Regions from separate parts of the Homo sapiens genome. Here region 1 is linked to region 2. Evidence: read pairs that join two places in POLR2A ChIA-PET (ENCODE). Cell type or tissue: Caco-2. All regions are shown on one strand. Links, peaks and the distances in the headings refer to the core of each region. The heading gives the core; the rest is flanking DNA.

Evidence for each region. ChIA-PET counts read pairs that join two places held together with the same protein. Peaks named below come from ENCODE experiments on the same cell type or tissue, not always from the same donor. Only the 100,000 strongest peaks of a DNase experiment are listed, where the experiment ranks them.
Region 1: POLR2A ChIA-PET joins it to region 2 with 8 read pairs; 2 of 35 experiments call an interaction of 5 or more read pairs at or near these places.

The regions. Positions count from the first base shown.
Region 1 is chr20:51,892,642-51,897,040 of GRCh38, reverse strand. No RefSeq gene overlaps it. Among named protein-coding and RNA genes, the nearest start is that of LINC01429, 32 kb to the right of the region's middle. RefSeq lists enhancers at 3,323-3,823, 3,824-4,324. In Caco-2, for the core only: no CTCF peak of the experiment used is centred there; a DNase peak (open chromatin) is centred at 2,261.
Region 2 is chr20:51,659,362-51,663,760 of GRCh38, reverse strand. All of the region lies in intron 13 of ATP9A (ATPase phospholipid transporting 9A (putative)), which reads left to right. Among named protein-coding and RNA genes, the nearest start is that of ATP9A, 110 kb to the left of the region's middle. In Caco-2, for the core only: no CTCF peak of the experiment used is centred there; a DNase peak (open chromatin) is centred at 2,000.

The DNA of each region.
Region 1 (4,399 bases), core at 253-4,252, 230 kb before region 2:
CAATTTTCACAGTTGCAAGCAAAGCTGCAAAACACATCCTCACGTAGAAAAATTGGCTTGCTTATGACATGACTCTCCAGAATGAAGTCCCAGAATTGAAAATACTCAGTAAAAAGCTACAAACTCAGCTGGGCGCGGTGGCTCACGCCTGTAATCCCAGCACTTTGGGAGGCCGAGGCGGGCGGATCACGAGGTCAGGAGATCAAGACCATCCTGGCTAACACGGTGAAACCCCGTCTCTACTAAAAATACAAAAAATTAGCCGGGCGTGGTGGCAGGCGCCTGTAGTCCCAGCTACTCGGGAGGCTGAGGCAGGAGAATGGCGTGAACCCGGGAGGCGGAGCTTGCAGTGAGTGTGGAGATCGCGCCACTGCAGTCCAGCCTGGGTGACAGAGCAAGACTCCGTCTCAAAAAAAAAAAAAAAACTACAAAACTCGATTCAAATTTTCAGTTGTTAAAATAGAACCTTTGTTCTTCAGGACCTGAGACTGAAGGAAGATGTTCTCATTGGTCAGTATGTCTGATTATATGTCAATATAGGGTAAAAGAAAGGAAAATAGTTTGTAGCTTTGGGTAATTTTAATATCCATAAGTTGTAGCAGTATAATTTTTAAAGTTGCATTTGAACTGGAGGTTTGGTTTTGAAACCACTGGAGAAAGTAAAAAATTAGAGCTGGGCGTAGTGGCACACACCTGTAATCTCAGTCACTAGGGATACTGAGGCAAAGCCTGGGTGACAGAGCAAGACTCTGTGTCAAAAAATAAAAAATAAAGAATGAAATATAAAGAAAGTAAAAAATTACATATAATTAAAAAAATTGGCTTCAAAACGAAGTCCCAGCTGGGCATGGTAGCACATTCCTCTAGTCCCGGCTACTCAGGAGGCTGAGAGAGGAGGATTGCTTGAGTCTAGGAGTTCAAGGCCGTAATGCACTATGTGAATAGCCACTGCACTCCAGCCTAGGCAGCATAGCAGGACCCTATCTCAAAAAAAAAAAAAAAAAGTGGAGGGTTACATGTACCAAATATATCAATAAATTGTTTTGAAAGATAATTCTTGGCTGGGTGTGATGGCTCATGCCTGTAATCCCAGAACTTTGGGAGGCCAAGGTGGGTGGATCGCTTGAGGTCAGGTGTTCAAGACCAGCCTGGCCAACATGGTGAAACCTGGTCTCTACTAAAAATACAAAAATTAGCCGGGTGTGGTGGTGGGTGCCTGTAATTCCACCTACTCGGGAGGCTGAGGCATAAGAGTCGCTTGAACCTTGGAGGCAGAGGTTGCAGTGAGCTTAGATAGTGCTACTGTACTCCAGCCTGGGAGACAGAGCAAGACTCTGTCTCAAAAAAAAAAAAAAAAAAAAAAAACAAACCCCACAAGGAAAGAAAACTGGCACAGGCTGGAAGACACTAAAGACAAAGAACAGTCACATGCAATGTGGGACCCTGGGAGGGATCATGGAACACAAAAGAGACATTGAGGAGAGCAGCAATGAAATTTAAATGAGGTCTGTAGTAGTAGTAGTAATGATAATAATGTACCAGTGTTGAAATTTTCTGTTCTTGGTCATTGTACTCTATAAGTATGCAGACTGTTAGCAATAGAAGAAGGAAGGTGAGGATACAAGAGGACTCTGTACCATTTTTGCAGCTCTTCTTAAGTCTAAAATTCATACTAAATGAATACTTTTTAAAAATTAAATGTTGGTGCCAGGTGCAGTGGTGCGATCACAGCTCACTGCAGCCTCTACCTCCGGAGCTCAAGCAATCCTCTCACCTCAACCTCCCGAGTAGCTGGGACTGTGGGAATGCACCACCACACCTAGCTAATTTTTAAGTGTTTTGTAGAGACAGAGTCTCACTATGTAACCCAGTCTGGTCTCAAACTTCTAGGCTCAAGTGATCCTCCCTCCTAAACCTTCTAAAGTGCTGGGATTATAGGTGTGAGCCACTGCACCCAGCAGGCCCTTTTATAAGGGGCCAAATCCCCTCTACAAGGGCTCTAATCTCATGACTTAATTACCTCCAAAGGCCCCACCTCTTAATACTGTCACTCTGGCCATTAAGTTTCAACACATGAATTTTGGAGGAAATATTTAGACCATACAAAGGGCTTAGTCTTATGGGCTAGAGCAGGGGCCCCCAACCCCCAGGCCGTGGACAGGTACTGGGCTATGACCTGTTAGGAACCAGGCCACAGGGCAGGAAGGGAGTGGCAGGTGGGCGAGCGTTGCCGCCGGGGCTCCACCTCCTGTCAGATCTCTCTAGGCATTAGATTCTCATAGGAGCGGGAACCCTATTCTGAACTGCGGATGGGAGGGATCTAGGTTGCACGCTTCTTATGAGAATTTAATGCCTGATGATCTGAGGTGGAACAGTTTCATTCCAAAACCATTTCCCCCAACCCATCCCATCCATGGAAAAATTGTCTTACACAAAACCAGTCCCTGGTGCCAAAAAAGTTGGGACCCACTGACTAGAGCTCTGAGTTTGAAGACACATATTGGGAGGAAGTACCATTGGATCTCTATATTCTACATTCTAGCAAGAGCGTGGAGGGGAGAGGAAGGGAGATACGGAGAGATGGCAGGCGACAGCAGAGCTTACATTTATAACGATGACTCATTTTTGTATAGTACTGTATATACGGCTTTCAAAGTCCTTTTCCAACACCCATCATCCCAGCACTCAGGAAGGACGGAGGAGGTAAGAGGAAGTATCTGAAGCTCAGGGAGTTGAAGAGAAGCCTGATGCAGAGACATAGAGAATGTGTCATTGCAAGGTCACAGACCCTAAACAAATGAATAAATAAATAAGTGCTTTCTGATGACCAAGTTGGCTGGAGGAGCAAGGTAGTATGGAACTGGTGAGGAGAGTGAGGGTGACTTGGAGAGGTACCTGTGCCAGAATAACTCTAAATTTTATCGTTATCCGAAGTATATGGTTCTTGAGGATTTTGGCAAACTACTTTTCCGTTTCTGCAATTTTGGTTCTGAAGGTAGACATGAGCTCATAAACACAGAGCTAAAGATTTTCTTTACAGTAAACAAATACTAGCTCAGCCAGGAGATCCAAGTTAACATCAACAATGATAAGTCGTGTTGATAGAATGTACCTTTGATCTAATGTGATGAGAATGGCTTTACCTCTGTGGTTTTCCTTCCACAAACATTTAACAACAAATAAATCCAAATTGAGGGACATTCTTTTTTTTTTTTTTTTTTGAGACAGAATCTCACTCTGTCGCTCAGGCTGGAGTGAATGGCAGGATTTCAGCTCAATGCAACCTCCGCCTCCCGGGTTCAAGCCATTCAATTGAGGGACATTCTACAGCATATTTGCCCAAAGCTCCTCAAAACTGTCGAGGTTTTCAAAACAAGGGTAGTCTAAGAAACTATGACAGCTAAGTGTAACCTAAAGAGACATTAGAACTAAATGTAATGTGGTGGTTTAGATAGGATCCTAACGCAGTAAAAGGACATTAGGTAAAAACCAAGGAAACCTGAATACAGTATGCAATTGAATTAACAATAATGTATGGCTGGCCGGGCGCAGTGGCTCACACCTGTAATCCCAGCACTTTGAGAGGCCAAGGTGGGTGGATCACCTGAAGTCAGGAGTTTGAGACTGACTCATGGCCAACATGGTAAAACCCCATCTCTACTAAAAATACAAAAATTGGCCGGGTGAGGTGGCTCATGCCTGTAATCCCAGCACTTTGGGGGGCCAAGCTGGGTGAATCACTTGAGGTCAGGAGTTCAAGACCAGCCTGGCCAACATGGTAAAACCCCATCTCTACTAAAAATACAAAAATTGGCTGGGCGCAGTGGCTCACACCTGTAATCCCAGTACTTTGCAAGGCCAAGGCGAGTGAATCACTTGAGGTCAGAAGTTTGAGACCAGCCTGGCCAACATGGTGAAACCTTGTCTCTACTAAAAATACACAAAATTAGCCGGGTGTGGTGGTGGGCGCCTGTAGTCCCAGCTAATGAGGAGGCTGAAGCAGGAGAATCAATTGAACCTTGGAGGTGGAGGTTGCAGTGAGCCAGAATTGCACCACTGCACTCCAGCCTGGGTGACAGAGCAAGACTCCGTCTCAAAAATAATAATAATAATAAAATAATAATGTTTGGCTAATAGTTTAACTGATTAAAACAAATGTGCCATGCTAATGTAAGATGTTAATAACAGGGAAAACTGTGTTTAGGGTATATGGTAACTCTTAGTACAATCTTTTCAATTTTTCTGTAAACCTAAAACTGTTCTAAAATTAAAATTTTATTTATGAAGAAGAGAATTGGCTGGGCGCAATGGCTCATGCCTGTAATCCCAGCACTTTGTGAGGCTGAGGCAGGTGGATCACGAGGTCAGGAGTTCAAGACCAGCCAGGCCAACATGGTGA
Region 2 (4,399 bases), core at 174-4,173:
GTGCAGTGGCGCGATCTCCGCTCACTGCAAGCTCCACCTCCCGGGTTCACGCCATTCTCTTGCCTCAGCCTCCCAAGTAGCTGGGATTACAGGCGCCTACCACCATGCCCAGCTAATTTTTTGTATTTTTGGTAGAGATGGGGTTTCACCATGTTAGCCAGGATGGTCTTGATCTCCTGACCTCGTGATCCGCCCGCCTCAGCCTCCCAAAGTGCTGGGATTACAGGTGTGAGCCACCGAGTTTACATTCTCTTGAGGAAGAATTTTTTTTGTCAGTGTGGTTTTCTCTGGGACATGGAGCCTACTTCATTTTTTACTCATTGAAAAAACTTTCTGGTATTTATGAAAGTTTTTTTTGCAGAAAAAATAAATCATACGGCCAAGCACAAAGACAAAACATTGAATTCACCTGTATTCATATCATTCGGCAGTAACCAGTATTAACACCTGGGTGGACAAAACGCCAAATGCTCTGCCTTTGTGTGTCTGGATAGATGCGTTCTTTATTTCTCTCTGTCTCTGTTTTCTTTTCAATGAGAACCCATCATATTCCTTTCTTTTTTAACTAGAGTTGACCACCAGAATTGCCTGTAAAGTTTTAAAAATATAAATATAAATATATGCCTGGGCTGTACGGCATTCTTTGGGTCTGGATCTTAAGTATGTATATTTTAAAAATGTTTTTTTTTGAGATGGAGTTTTCGATCTTGTTGCCCAGGCTGGAGTGCAGTGGTGTGATCTTGGCTCACTGCAACCTCTGCCTCGTGGGTTCAAGCGATTCTTCTGCCTCAGCTTCCTGAGTAGCTGGGATTACAGGTGCCTGCCACCATGCCAGCTAATTTTTGTATTTTTAGTAGAGACGGGGTTTCACCATGTTGGCCAGGCTGATCTCGAACTCCTGACCTCAGGTGATCCGCCCGCCTCAGCCTCCCAAAGTGCTGGGATTACAGGTGTGAGCCACTGTGCCCGGCGTGTATATTTTAAAAAATCTTTATTGGTTATTCTGAGAAGCCTTCCTGGTTAAGAACCACTGCCAGAATAACACTATTTAACTTCCTTCTTTTCACTCATGTCAAGGTTTTTAATGGTTTCATAACACAGTCCAGACTAGAGTAAGACAAGTGAGGAACTCACATAGCAAATTTAACCGGGTGCCAAAAAAAAAATAAATAAAGCAAATCATACTTTGGTGAAAAAAAATTTTTTTTTTTTTTTTGAGACAGAGTCTTGCTCTGTTAACCAGGCTGGAGTGCAGTGGCGTGATCTCAGCTCACTGCAACCTCTGCCTCCCAGGTTCAAGCAATTCTCCTGCCTCAGCCTGCCGAGTAGCTGGGATTACAGGCACCTGCCACCACGCCCAGCTAATTTTTGTATCTTTAGTAGAGACTGGGTTTCACTCTGTTGGCCAGGCTGGTCTCGAGCTCCCGACCTCAGGCGATCCACTCGTCTTCCCCCAAAGTGCTGGGATTACAGGCGTGAGCCACCACACCTGGCGCAGTGCAATATTTTAAAAACTCAAGCGCAAAACATTCGTGAAGAACAGTATATTGAAATTTTAAATGAAGGCAAGATCCAACCTTGTGCTAGCACAGTTCAGTTGCGCTAACTCACCCTGGTCCTAAGCCCTGGATTTATAGTTTCAGTGGCTGTCAGGCTTCTCATTATTGGGGCTGGATTATTCTTTGTCATGGGAGGCTGTCCTGTGCCTTGTAGGAGGTTAAGCAGCATGCTACAGATTTCTATAGTACCCCTGTCCCCTCACAGTTGTGACAACCAATTATGTCTCCAGACATGACCAAATGAGGGTCAAAATCATCCAAGTTGAGAATGATGATGATATATGGGTACATTTAAATTTATTGACTTTGTGTTGCAGATGATGTCTGCTCTAAAACAGTAAACATTGGATTTACTTAGTCACTTAATCAGCCTGTGGCTCAGCTGATTCATTTGGAGGTAGTAGCTCTGAGCCTGTCTCTTTGATGGTGGCCCTTTGAGGTGAGTGAGTCATCAGCTCTGAGCTTTTTTGATGTGGCAGGTTAGTTAGGGTTATCATAACAGAAATTCTTTATCTTTAATAGTGTATTTCTGGCTGGGTGCAGTGGCTCACACCTATAATCCCAGCACTTTGGGAGGCCGAGGCGGGAGGTTGACTTGAGCCTGGGAGTTAGAAAACAGCCTGGGCAATAAGAGGGAGACCTTGTCTCTACCAAAAAAAAAAAAAAAAAAAAAAAGCTGGGCATGGTGGTGCACGCCTGTGGTCCCGGTATTCAGAAGGCTGAGGTGGGAGGATTACTTGAGCCCAGAAGGTTGAGGCTGCAGTGAGCTGTGATCATGCCTCTTCACTCCAGCCTGGGCAACAGAGTGAGACCCTGTCTCAAAAAAAAAAAAAAGTGTATTTCAGTCAATTGCAACCCATTCCTAATATCCATTAATAGTATGAATGCCCATATGTGGTGAAGTTTTAACTGCATTTGGAAAGAAAACTGGCATTCCTGGTGACTCAACGTTTAATTTTTGTATTAATCTTTTCTGTAATAACAGGCTGGAGTTCTTGTCAGGAAATGGCCCTAGCTGTGGATTACTAATGGGAAAGGGAAGCCTATTTTCCCTGCCTTGGTGTCTCATTTATTGGCTGGGATGCTATAAATGACTCAGGGGCTTTATAGGATTCGAGACACCCGCCCAGGGGCCCAAGTCAGGGCCCTTTGTATTTGGAGATCTTAATTCCTCTCCCAATAGTGACCTGTGCTTGGTTCTGAAGTCACTTCTGACCTCGTGTGGAGCTGTTCTGCCCTCCCTCCCTCCATAAGGGGACCAGTGGTTTTTCCCCAGGGCAAAAAGAGTCATAACCTGCCTCTGTGGATGCCACATCTGTTTTTGTTTTCCCCTGGTATTTTTTAAGTAAGAAGAAATGTGTGTAGGTTAAAGGGCCTATGGGGAGGAGGTTAGAGATAAACACTGTACAATGTGAAACTCTTCCATATGGGGAATGTGAGGATGTTTGAAGGCCAGGCCTAAGACAGGCATCATCCAAACACAGCCCCTGGTCAGTTTCAGTGCCTTAAGGATGTATGCGCATGACCATTTGGTGTGCAAATGAGACTTTATTTAACAATTAAAAGAAGCAGTTTCAGCACCAATGAGTATTTCCTCTCCTTCCTGGAACATTTTAGTAGGAAAGGTGGGAAAGTATTAATTTAAGAGAGAAAGATATGTGGGTGGAGGCATTGAACCTGTGGCCTGTGATGTTGGTCAGGCTATCATAGTAGTCTTCTAATTCATTCGTTGTCAGATGGTCTCCTGAGTGAGGCCTTTGTCAACATCTGACCGTCTGTGGTTCTCTTTTTGCCTTGCTTGGGAATTGTTTCACCTGGAATACAAAATCCCATGGCTCTGTGTTATCCCATGTTTGAAATATTAGTGGAAGCATTTGACTTTTGTAGATATGAAAGCAGATTGCTTTACAAAATCCAGAAGTTCATGAAGGATGCCCTCAGTACAGCTTTTCATTTAAATCCGTGGATACTGAAACTTGCCAACCACAGTAATTACTTTGTCAAAGGTCTTGTTATTGCGCCTAATGTTAAATAACGATTTGGTCCAGGTGCTGAGGAATGCGGACAGAAATGAAGACACGTGTTCGTGGCTAGAACCTAAATTATAGAATTTTTTAAAAAAAGGGTTCTCGATTTAGTCTCTCCAATAGAGAACCTTTCTGTAAATCTTTTCTTTATAATTTTAGAGTTAAATTCTTTATAATTAAAAGCACTCGGCAAATAATGATTCATTTAAACCGGAGTTCTGATTCATTACTCTAATTATTGTTACCATGCAGTGCCCTTTGGCCTGGAAGTGAAACTCGTGTGCTCCTGACACCAGAGGTTAACAGAGCAGGAAGGCAGAGCGCTGTGTCCCCGCAGTGACCAGAATAATTTAGTAATTGTCTAATTACCTGAGGAGTCTAATGCTAATACTAAAAATAGTATTAAAAAATTAAGTGAAAGTCATTTTCTTGTTTCTTGTAACCCATCTGTTCTCTATTTTGGGCAATCGGGTGTCATGGGTGTAAAGTGCGACTCATTTTAAAGGATCAGATCACTTCTCTCCTGTTGGATAAATATGTTTTTAATAGAATGTAGAATCTGGTAACTCCATACACATTTCTAGCCTCCACAATTCAGTTGGCTGTGGATTCAGTAAGACTGTTGTAGGTGACCCCTTGTCTAAATCTGTGATTTAAAATCTGAAACTGATGTCGATTTCATAGTTGTTACTTCTTGAAAATGAAAAAAAATGCATGTCAATTGAGGACTCCCTACCACCACCTTGGGACTATTAAGTTATTAATTTAATTGTTCAGCAAATATCTGTTACATACCAGACACTGCCCTGGATA